3 separate regions of the Homo sapiens genome follow, and all the other regions are linked to region 3. Evidence: chromatin contacts called from ENCODE Hi-C or POLR2A ChIA-PET data. All regions are on one chromosome and are shown on one strand. Each heading gives the region's core, a stretch centred on a gene start or an enhancer-like site at or near the end of the contact. The rest is flanking DNA. Distances are from core to core; before and after follow the strand shown. Region 1 has its middle 90 kb from the start of LINC02084. Region 2 overlaps LOC124906221 (a long non-coding RNA gene). Region 3 has its middle 110 kb from the start of SLC4A7.

The links. Hi-C counts contacts between places; a loop is a spot of excess contacts on that map. ChIA-PET counts read pairs that join two places held with the same protein, here RNA polymerase II (POLR2A). Pooled maps may share reads with other maps.
Region 1: a loop to region 3 is called in a map of endothelial cell of umbilical vein, with 4 times the contacts of the local background. The contact joins two enhancer-like sites. A Hi-C loop is called at or near these places in 8 of 168 maps with a recorded cell type or tissue (CD14-positive monocyte, CD4-positive, alpha-beta memory T cell, ascending aorta and 5 more), 6 of 37 single-sample maps with no recorded cell type and 16 of 50 pooled maps. POLR2A ChIA-PET finds 5 or more read pairs at or near these places in 11 of 52 experiments (CD4-positive, alpha-beta memory T cell, CD8-positive, alpha-beta memory T cell, Panc1 and 5 more).
Region 2: a loop to region 3 is called in a map of CD14-positive monocyte, with 3 times the contacts of the local background. The contact joins two enhancer-like sites. A Hi-C loop is called at or near these places in 9 of 168 maps with a recorded cell type or tissue (CD14-positive monocyte, CD4-positive, alpha-beta memory T cell, Calu3 and 6 more), 7 of 37 single-sample maps with no recorded cell type and 16 of 50 pooled maps. POLR2A ChIA-PET finds 5 or more read pairs at or near these places in 8 of 52 experiments (CD4-positive, alpha-beta memory T cell, CD8-positive, alpha-beta memory T cell, activated CD4-positive, alpha-beta memory T cell and 2 more).

Annotation. Positions count from the first base shown.
Region 1 is chr3:27,621,212-27,625,081 of GRCh38, reverse strand. It overlaps the pseudogene RPS27P11. Among named protein-coding and RNA genes, the nearest start is that of LINC02084, 90 kb to the left of the region's middle. Within about 2 kb of position 1,626, at least 6 of the 41 ENCODE cell types and tissues checked have a DNase peak (open chromatin) inside an H3K27ac peak, as active enhancers do; they include endothelial cell of umbilical vein, where a contact is called at or near this core.
Region 2 is chr3:27,637,282-27,641,001 of GRCh38, reverse strand. It overlaps LOC124906221 (a long non-coding RNA gene), which reads right to left. Exons shown (of 2, transcript XR_007095850.1): 1 at 1,696-3,720. Among named protein-coding and RNA genes, the nearest start is that of LINC02084, 74 kb to the left of the region's middle. RefSeq lists an enhancer at 2,958-3,560. Within about 2 kb of position 1,526, at least 4 of the 41 ENCODE cell types and tissues checked have a DNase peak (open chromatin) inside an H3K27ac peak, as active enhancers do.
Region 3 is chr3:27,588,479-27,592,321 of GRCh38, reverse strand. No RefSeq gene overlaps it. Among named protein-coding and RNA genes, the nearest start is that of SLC4A7, 110 kb to the right of the region's middle. Within about 2 kb of position 1,641, at least 8 of the 41 ENCODE cell types and tissues checked have a DNase peak (open chromatin) inside an H3K27ac peak, as active enhancers do; they include endothelial cell of umbilical vein, where a contact is called at or near this core.

The DNA of each region.
Region 1 (3,870 bases), core at 377-2,876, 33 kb before region 3:
CAGACCACCCGGGTAACCATTTGGGGAAGAATCAAAAGACTTGTATTTTGGAAACCACATTTTTTGGTGCTAATGATAAAGGAAATGATCTTATTTCCTATGCCAGACCAGCTAAGGGTTTAATGAACAAACACACAGTTTCATTACTTTTGCTTCTGTTCTAACAACTGAGAGTATCCATCAGATTCACCTTTGCTTCTCCACTTGCTCATTCTGTCTTCTGTTTTCTTCATCTCATTATTTTTCTGGTAAGCAAAAAAGGGGTAGGAAAAAGTGTACCTCTGGTGAAGATAGATAATCATTTTTTGGGAATGATATTCTGTATGCTTAGAAGCATTCAGCTGTTGGAGTGAGGGATTCTCCTCCCCTGCTTCACTGTAGGAGAAACACTGAATAACCTTCATTTGGTGGATGACCATGGATGCTGTGTGCTATGGTGAAGCTGTTTCTTCCCAGCAGCAGGGAGAGAGTGAGGATAGGGAACTCAGGAATATAGTATACAATATATGGGTACAGATTGTGCAGGATGCCCTCTCTCCTGAATTCCTGATTCCCTTCCTTGTGAGAACAGCAATAATAATAATCAGAGTTGCCTTTCCAGTGGTGACAACCTACCCACAAGAACCTACCCCTTGCAAAGGATCTTCTTCATCCCTCTCCAGAAAAGGAGAAGAGGAAACACAAGAAGAAATGCGTGGTGCAGAGCCTCAATTCCTACTTCATGGATGTGAAATGCCCAGGATGCTATAAAATCACTACAGGTCTTTAGCGATGCACAAATTGTAGCTTTGTGTGTTGGCTGCTCCATTGTCCTCTGCCAGCCTACGGAGTAAAAGCAAGGCTTACAGAAGGATGTTCCTTCAGAAGGAAACAGCACTAAAAGAACTCTGAATCAAGATGAATGGGAAACCATCTCAATAAACACATTTTGTATAAAATAATCATAATAATTATCAGCTAACATTTATTGAATAATTATACCAGGAGTGATATTCAAAATATTTAACAGCTGAAACAGCACAGGTATCAACCAATCAGAATGAATACTGGCCATAACGGCATCCACTCTGATTAGTCCATGCCCTCACCATGTCAGTTCTTAAATATTTTGACAACAGACTATTTGGATATTTGGGGCCTGCCAATGTCAACCCTGTTTTACTACACGCCAGGCACTGTGCCAAGCACCTTAAGTACCTTTGCTCATTGAATCCTCCTTCCCACCTGCTCTACAAGATGGATACTCTTATTATTCCAACTTGGAAGATGGGGAAACTGAGACTTAAAGAAGTAGCATGACTTGTCCCGTGTCACATAGCTGAGAGGCAGAGGGACACTGGACTTACACCCTGGTCTTCTGACCTACAAGTCCAAGCCATTAAGTTCTACATTCTAGTAACTCTTGAGGAAGCCACACCCTACAGCTCCCTCAGCCCTTACGAGAAAGATACACTTTAAAAATATGAAGGCTGAACTTTATCACCCTGCTCTTAGTGACAAGGAAAGTAGCCCTTGGCCAATCCAAAAAGGAAAGCAATGCAAACAGCTTGGTAAAAATGACAGAATGAGGAATAGGCCTCAGGGGCCAGGCCTACTCAGGAAATTGTTCTGAACTTGATCCAAGGTCCCTGGAGTACCACTGAAGCCCAAAGTCCAGACCAGACTTCCAGCCTGAGGGGGCATTTTTCAGATAATTGTCACAAATCCTAACTCCAACTTCCTCTCACCATTAAGAGAATTCTAACTGTTTGGGGCTTTTGAAGTGTGTTTATTTAGAGCAAAACAAACAAGTGGGTCCTGGAGAGGAGGCAAACGGAGCTTATGTCATTGTCTTTCCTGACTAGATGACTGGCTATTTGGTTGAACTTTTTTTGTTCCTCAGCCGGTAGTGACTCCACGTCACTGCCTGTGAGCCAATCTTGATAGTGACACATTACTATTTCCAGAAATTGTGTTTTTCAGCATGACATACAGGACTGAAGAAGTCCACATGCCCAACACCCTACCTTGAGTAGTCTTTGGATTATGTGGCATCCCCAGATATCCCCCTTGTCCCTTTCCCTCCCATCCAAGAAAGCATGTAAGAATGCAGAGAATGAGAGAAGTCTTAATAGAGGAATCCACTTGGACACAGTTCTTAACCTCTTTGAGCCTCAGTTTCCACAGCTGTAAAATATAATTGAAACGTTATATGTTTGGAGGTAGTGTGGGGTGAGGGCACGGAAGAAGTCATGATTAGTCAGAGCAAATCTTTATCCCAACTTCTTCACAACACTCATACACAGACTAGAATAGATCCCTGAATTGCAAAAAAATGAGTTACTAACAAGAAAGAAGTACCAATATTAATATAATAGTAGTAGTATTACTACTACTACTATTACTACCACCAACAATAATTAAATAGTAACAGCAACAATGATTAAATGATAACAGTTACTATGCATTGAGCTTTTACTGAGTGCAAGGCATTGTGCTAAAAGAGATATACCTTGTATCTCATTAGTTCCTATGAAATTAGACTTTGTATGGGCATGTTTTACCACTTCTCTGGGGTGGAGGCAAAGACACTGGGTCCTAGGATGGAGGATCCAGATCTAGGTGATCTATGTAGAGAACAAGAGTCTACCAGCCTCCACTGGCCAGCATGAGTATCATCTGCTGTTGGCACCAGGAAGCTGTGTGGGCCTAGCCAGCATTGTCCAACTGCTAGTTTCCATTCTAGTGAGAAGCATTGTCTGTGCTGAGGAGCTGGACTAGCTCTTCTGCCTGATGGTGTCTGAGGGGAACAGCCCATCCTCAGCATCCAGCTTGGATCATCATCTAGCAGAAGTGATGTCTGTCTGGCCTCAAGACATGCAGGGCTCATGTGACACGTTCCACTTGGACTCACAAGCTCCCTCTCTTATGATAGAAGGTGAGGTCATAGACACCAGGAGGGTTTAGAGAGGTGTGGAGAACTTTTGATGGGCCTGTATATCTTCCTTGGAGCTAGAGCAGTGGCAGAGTACATCTACATCTACTCACGAAGTTGTTTTGAGAAACAAATGAGCTCTGAGATATATGCTATTGACCACAGTCTCTGGAACATCATAAATACTCAATAAACAGCAATGTATTATTAATAAATAATAACAATAATATAAGAATAAACAGAATGCAAGCATTGGTACTTTATTAGTAACATACTGCCAACACTCCTCACAAACAATTATGACAAAGACCATTTCACCATTCTGTTCAAGAACCCATGCTCTACAGAAGCAAAGGACCTCTTCAAGGACAACTACAAACCACTGCTCAAAGAAGCAGAAAGGACACAAACAAATGAAGAAACATTCCATGCTCATGGATAGTAAGAATCAATATCATGAAAATGGCCATACTGCCCAAAGTAACTTATAGATTCAATGCTATTCCCATTAAACTACCATTGACATTCTTCATACAATTAGAAAAAAAATGATTTTAAAGTTCACATGGAACCAAAAAGAGCCCAAATAGCCGGGACAATCCTAAGCAAAAAGAACAAAACTGCAGGCATCATGCTACTCAGCTTCAAACTATACTACAAGGCTACAGTAACCAAAACAGCATGGTACTGGTATAAGAACAGTCACATAGAGCAATGGAACAGAATAGAGAACTTAGAAATAAGACCATATGCCTACAACCATCTGATCTTCAACAAACTTGACAAAAACAAGCAATAGGGAAAGGACTCCCTATTTGATAAATGGTGCTGGGATAACTGGGTTGCCATATGCAAAAAATTGAAACTAGACCCCTTCCTTATACGTTATACAAAAATTAACTGAAGATAGGTTAAAGACTTAAACATAAAACCCAAAACTATAAAAACCCTAAAAG
Region 2 (3,720 bases), core at 277-2,776, 49 kb before region 3:
GCCTGGGCAACATGGTGAAACCCCATCTCTACTAAAAATACAAAAATTTGTTGGGCGTGTCAGTGCACACCTGTAATCCCAACTACTCAGGAGGCTGAGGCAGGAGAATTGCATAAACCTGGGAGGCAGAGGCTGCAGTGAGCCGAGATCACACCACTGTACTCCCAGCTTGGTGACAGAGTGAGACTTCATCTTAAAAAAAAAAAAAAAAATTAATCACGTGTGGTGGTATGTGCCTGTAGTCCCAGCTACTTGCACACTTAATCCCATCTACTTGCACTCCCTCACAAGGGAAGCTGAGGCAGTAAGATTGCTTGAGCCCAGGATTTCAAGGCTGCAGTGAACCACGATCATGCCACTGCACTCCAGGCTGGGTGACACAGAGATACTCAGGCTCAAAAAAAAAAAAAAAAAAAAGTAGAAGCTGAGGATTTTTAGTCCTTCTCTTCCAGGAAGGCTCCTTCACCCTACCCTTCCCTCAGAGGACAGCTCTGTAAGCGGTGAGGAGCCAGAGAAATGAACAACTCTCTCCTTTTGACCCTAAGAAGACCTGAAGAGAGACTCTTCTCTGAACATAAAGAATGTTGGCCGTTTCCTCTGCCTTCCTTTCCACCTCCCAAAACAAGGGGAAAGAAGACTGTAGTCTCTGCTTACCAGGCACTCTATCATAAACAATCTATAGCAATTTCTGATTCCTTCTGCTAAAGAACTATTGTTGAGGGTTGGAGAACAGACAAAGGTTCTTAGCCAAAAGAGTCATCTCTGTTCTGCCATAATCTAAATATTTCTTCTTCAAGTTTCTACTAATTGTCCTCTGTCTGCCTACTCTGTGATGTCCCAACTTTCAGGTCTACTTATGCACTTACTTAAAGGTCTGATTTTATTTTTATTTTATTTTATTTTTTGAGACGGGGTCTCACTTTGTGGTCCAGGCTGGAGTGCAGTGGGTACAATCATGGCTGAGTGCAATGGGTACAATCATGGCTTACTGCAGCCTTGAACCCCCGGGCTCAAGCGATCCTCCTGCCTCAGCCTCTGGAGTAGCTGGGACCACAGGCATGCACCACCAAACTTGGCTAAATTTTTTTATTATTTGTGGAGACAGGCTCTACCTATGTTGCCCAGGCTGGTCTCGAAACTTTGGCCTTAAGCGATCTACCCACTTGGCCTCCCAAAGTGCTAGGATATCAGGTGTGAGCCACTGCGCCTAGCCCAAATTTCATGATCTTTGTCTCTTGTTTCCTTTACAGGTGAAAACCTGCAGATGTGCTGTACAGATGTGGGCTGCTGTTGTACTCATCATTCCAAGTAGATTTGTCTTCTGTCTGTTTGCAAAATGCTGTGGCTCTGCTCTCTAAGCTAGGTAGAAGTGAGCACCCTCTCTCAGGATACTGTATTATGGGTCTGCGGGAGAATTAGAGAGATGTTTTATGCTGCTGCCTATGATATGAGTTTATTTCCTGGTTGAGGTCTGTGCTAGAGCAGGTTCTCACTCAGAAAGGCAGAGACAGGAAGACTGTAGGGCACTTCCTCTATGAACCCACTAAACAGCAACTCTGGGTTCTCCAGTTCCAGGTGCATTTCTGTTCAGATATCTCATGCACTATGTCATATGGTTTTGCAAACTTATCTTCATTCTATTTCACAATTTAGGCACTCCGTTCCAATTCTGGGAAGTGAAGAAGGGTCACTTACTCAATTGACTTCAGGGTCTAGGCAGTAACCAGGTTCTTGGGTTCTCTTTCAACACATACAATCTTTTGACAAACATATAAAGTTTACATGTTGAACGTGCAGGAATATTCCTCAAGTCCGTGAAGAAATTTGTGCACTCCTGTTTTACTTGAAATATAATTTTCAGTTTATCTTTTGCTGTCTTACTCTTTTTGCTTGTTTTTTTTTTTTTTTTTTTTTTTTGAGACAAAGTCTCACTCTGTTGCTCAGGCTGGAGTGCAGTGGCACGATTGCGGCTCACTGCAACCTCCGCCTCCCGAGTTCAAGTGATTTCCCTGCCTCAGCCTCCCAAATAGCTGAGATTGCAAGCATGCACCACCACTCCTGGCTAATTTTTATATTTTTAATAGAGACAGGGGTTCGCCATGTTGCCTAGGCTGGTCTCGAACTCCTGACCTCAAGTGATCTGCCTGCCTGGGTCTCCACGCTGGGATTACAGGCATGAGTCATCGTGCCTGGCCTGATATCTTTCCCGTGATAAAGACATGGGCCCAGATAAATATTTCTTTACTTTGAGATAAATAACATAGCAAGTACAAAGATCAGTAAATGAAAACTGGCCCCAAGATCAGTAAATGAAAACTCAGCCCCAAAGTCAGGTCAATGGTAGGGAACGGTGGAAACTGTGGCATCTTAGGGTAGTCACTAGCCAGTTCCAGCTGCTCACTGTCATACGAAGAAGGATCCATGCCACACGAGAGTCTAGTCTTGTCACATATTCTCATTAAAGTGAAGTGACTCTGATTTTTTTGGTGTGAAATCTCCCTATTTTTACATTTTGGCTCAAAGTTTGTAAAAATACTGTGGAGTCCAAATAAAACATGTCTGCAGACCAGAGCTAGGCTTCAGACTACCAGTTTAGAACCTGCCATGGGAAACGATAATATCTGGGAAGCACAGAGGTACCCCGGTGTTTTAAAGTGAGCAGTAGGCTGTTGAATTCACTTTACTATTGTTGTATTAGAGAAGAGTCAGAACATTTCAACATCTTGAGCACCAAGAATCATCTGAGTGACTTTTTCTTAAGGAATAAATCACACATTATGAAAAACAATGCATGCAACTTTCATCATCCCCTAGCTGTCGCGAACTATAGACAGAAAAGAACTTCATTCTCTCCTATTTTTCCAGGGAGAAAAAGATTCACAGAACATTGTTTTCCTTGGTTCAAATTTGAAGTTCTAACTTGAAGTAGCTAGGTGCTGGAGAGAGGTTAAGAGGCTGGATTGTGTGTTCATTGGTGCTTTATCCCCCTGTAGCTGGGAGAGAGAGGACAAGAAGTAGTACGGTGTCAACATGGTGAAAGAAAATGAGAAGATGCAAAACCGAATGAGGTATTCAATTATACTAATGTTGGCAAATATCTCTGAGGCTGGTATCATGTAGACAAAACATCTGGATAAGTCACTGAAACTGTCAGACCTTAGACAATAGCTGGTACATGAATGCCGTGAGAGTAGCGTTTCCACTTATAGATGGAATGCCTTTCTTCTTCTTTCTTAATTCTTTCAATTGACAAAAGAACACAGCATCACTTGAGTTAGTACTCCTGCATGATAAATAGGACACCCATGGAGGTTGTTCTATCCCTTTTATAACCTCAAGGTGCCAGACCATTTTCACTAGTTCCCTGAATTACGTAAAAAACTTAGAGCCCATGTGTAACCCTCACGCTGTCTAATTTTAACTGAATAGGTTACACAACACTGAGAAAGCTGGCACCTTGTGTGCTATGGCACTAATCATTAGCAATGTTTGGCCGGATGCAGTGGCTCATGCCTGTAATCCCAGCATTTTGGGAGGCCAAGGCGGGCAGATCACTTGATGTCAGGAGTTCAAGACCAGCCTGGCCAAAATGGTGAAACCCCGCCTCTACTAAAAATACAAAAATTTTCTGGGCATTGTGGCACACCCCTGTAATTCCAGCCACTCGGGGGGCTGGGGCAGGAAAATCACTTGAACCGGGGAGGCGGAGGTTGCAGCAAG
Region 3 (3,843 bases), core at 392-2,891:
AGCCAGGTGTGGATTTTCAAAAACAGCAAAATCTGTGGGAATCTAGTATTTCTCTCTAGATGAAGTAATGTCATTGAATATAATTTAAGTTGTAGTGTAATTAAAGATGGTATAAATGGCTCTATTCTTCCCATGCTGACATTTTATCCCAAGCCCTTTCTTCGGGCATCATTGGTCAATGATTTATGGGTTTTCCATGGCTTCCATATCTTGTCTATCACCAACTGGTTTCTGAGACATGAGTGGTTTACCCCGGAAGTGATTATTCAAATTCTGTGGCTGCTGGGCTTTGTTCTTACATCTAATGTATTCAGCTAGATTCTGCTCCAGGAAGAGATAACAAAAATTACTGAAACAATTTGTAAGATGCAGCCAGCTGCATATTGACCTTCAACTCCCACGAGTGTCCCTGCCAAAATGATACAGTTACTTAATTTCCAGAGTCAAAATTATCAATAAAGCCCAAAGGCTTTCTCTCAATAGACAATGGGTATGTGTTTCGGTGTTTGGGTGTGGATGTGTGTTTGTGTGTCACAAAGAGAGAGACTTTCACTCAAAAGACAAGGTATGTGTGCATGAGTACATGTGTATTAGAGAAAGAAAGAGAGAAAGAGAGCAATGAAGACAGAGCACAGCTTTGTTAGAATGGTGAGGGGAGACCCAATGTTAGTTTGCTTCCAGGACTTGATGGAGATTATTGGTTTTTCTTTGAAAGCCCATTCCTCAGCCTAGGTAAAAGCTTTTCCTAGTAGACCGTGATTCATTAACATCCTGTCCTTCTGGGGAGGAAAAGACACGAAAATTTAAGGCAAGATTCCAGGCTGGAAAAGAGCTGTTGTTGAGACAAAGCTTTGATGGAAGGTGAAAGCAGGCCTGGAACCATGTGTGTCATAGTGATTATTTTTTATGGCTCAACGTCAAAATGCCTCTGCTACTTGTTAGTTTGGGGTTTGGTGGGACAGAAAAGAGGAAGGCTATGAGGAGAGTAAGGAACAAAGAGGGAGAGTTTGCAGAAAAATTTTTAGAGCAATTGAAGCTTGATAATACTGGATGTGTCCTGCCTTTTCTGTTGTTGCTTTCATTTGTTGAAGCATTTCATAAGTAGATCACATGTTCACAATAGAAAAGTGAATCTATTATGCAAAATGTCCCAGTTGGAAACTCGTAAGTTCTGAAGGGAAAATACTCTTTTTCAGCTTAATTCCCACTGGCAAAATTTCATACAAACAGACTGCTGTGTGACTGTTTGGAACTGTTGACTAAACCAAGCTCTAAGGGAAATGAAAGTATCCTTTCGTCTGTGCACAACCACTTCTTTATTTTTCCCTTTGCCATTTACCAACTTAATGCATCTGTGTTGACAGCTAAAGACTGATGATTAAATTAGACAACAGTTCCTATTACATTTTAAGATTATGTTAAACACTTGAACATATTGCAATTCTCTAAGGCTGAAATGACTCCTGTAATCTTTCATCAAGATTTATAATCACTATTTCCTTCACTGACAGTATCAAAAAGCTACAGTGGTCAGGGAATGTTCCAGCCACATTGGCAAGAGGATATGATTATATTCTCCAGTGGAAGTTGTAACTTCCGGTTGCCTTTTTCCCTGTGAAAACAATGATTTCCGGTTACCTTCAAGGGTACTGTGACTTTATGACACATCACTTCAGAAAACCAGCTCTGTGGTTGTTGAAGGTGACCCAGGAGAGATGATGAATTTCTCTTTCTTTGGAAATCAGATTTTTCTCTCCTCGAAGACAGAAGAGGAAGTAACATTCTAGGCCAGCACCCATTATTGTGCAAGAAGACTTGGATTTTATCAAAAGTGATGATTAATTGAATTTACATCTCTCAGCATGCACCTCCCACTCCAGGACTGATTTTTGTTTTTCTTTACAGAAAATTTATTTCTCCTTCTTCAACCTTGCATTGTGCATATAGCCATTGAAAACAAAACAGTCACCAGTGTTTTCCATGAAGGCTTTTGCTGAAAAAGAAATCAGCCTCTTCACACTTTTATGTTATCAACAGAGAAGAAAAGAGATGAGAAAGCCAGAAAGATGAATAGCATTCCTATCTTTCTCATTCTTGCTTTTCTTCTCCTGTTAGTGTTCATTCTTTGGCTCTTCTGTTTTTACTTTTTGCTGCATTTATATCTTCTTTTTTGTTTTCTATCCCTTTACTTTGCTTTCCCTTCCCAACCCACACACCTCCTTTGCTCAGGAGGAAATCTCCTCTCCTGGGAGGAGCAAAGAGATAGAATAGAGAAAAAGCATGCAGTAACAGCAATGGAATTCTAATGTTCTCACTCATATGTGGGAGCTAAAAAGTTGAGCTCACAGAAATAGAGTAGAATTGTGGTTACTATGGGCTAGGAAGGGTGGGGGATGGGAGATAGAGATTGGATACGGAATACAAAAGGACAGATAGATAGGAAGAGTAAGCTCTAGTGCTCTATAGAACTATAGGGTGACAATAGTTAACAATAACTTATTGTATATTTTCAAATAGCTAAAAGAGAAGATTTTGCATGTTTCTCTTTTTTTGACATAGAGCTTCGTTCTGTCGCTGGGATTACCAGCATGAGGTATGGCACCCTGTGGATTTTGAATGTTTCCAAAACAAAGAAATGATAAATGTTTTGAAGTAATAGATACACTAATGAACCTGATTTAATCATTACACATTGTATACAGATATCAAAATGTCACGTCGTACCTATAAATATGTACATTATTCCATGTTAATTAAAAATAAAATAAAGCCAGGCACAGCGACTCATGCCTGTAATCCCAGAACTTTGGGAGGCCGAGGCGGGCGGATCACTTAAGGTCAGGAGTTTGAGACAGGCCTGGCTAACATGGCAAAGCTCTATCTCTACTCAAAATACAAAAATTAGCTGGACTTGGTGGTGGTATGCACCTGTAGTCCCAGCTACTAGGGAGGCTGAGGTGGGAGGATCAGTTTAGCCCAGGAGGAAGAAGTTGCAGTGAGCCGAGATCGAGCCACTACACTCCAGCCTGTGTGACAAAGTGAGACTCTGTCTCAAAAAAATAAAATAAAATAAAGCATTTTGCCCACTTACAAAAATGGATTGTTTTAATCCAAATTATGTATTCTGAGTATAAATGTGTATTCTAGATATAAATATATCTAGATATAAATCTTTTATCAGATTACCCTTTCTTCCATTCTATGGGTTATATTTTCTTTTCTTTTTTTTTTTTTTCCACCCAGGCTGGAGTGCAGTGGCCCAATCTCAGCTCACTGCAACCTCTGCCTCCCAGGTTCAGGTGATTCTCCTGCCTCAGCCTCCCGAGTAGCTGGGATGGCAGCCACCCGCCAACACTCCTGGCCAATTTTTGTATCTTTAGTAGAGACGGCATTTCACCATGTTGGCCGGGCTGGTCTTGAACTCCTGACCTCAAGTGGTCTGCCTGCCTCGGCCTCCCAAAGTGCTGGGATTACAGGTGTGAGCCACCATGCCTGGCTGATTTTCTTTATTTTAAGAGTGTCTTTCAAAAAGGAGAAGTTTACCGGTGTGGCAGCTCACATCTGTAATCCCAGCACTTTGGGAGGCCAAGGCACGCAGATCACCTGAGGCCAGGAGTTTGAGACCTGCCTGGCCAATATGGTGAAACCCCATCTCTACTAAAAATACAAAAATTAGCTGGGCGTGATGGCGCACGTCTGTAATCCCAGCTATTCGGGAGGCTGTGGCAGAAGAATCACTTGAGCCTGGGAGGCAGAACCTGCAGTGAGCAGAGATTGTGCCATTGCACTCCAGCCTGGGTGACAGAGCGAGACTCTGTCTCAAAAAAAAAAAAAAGGAGTTTA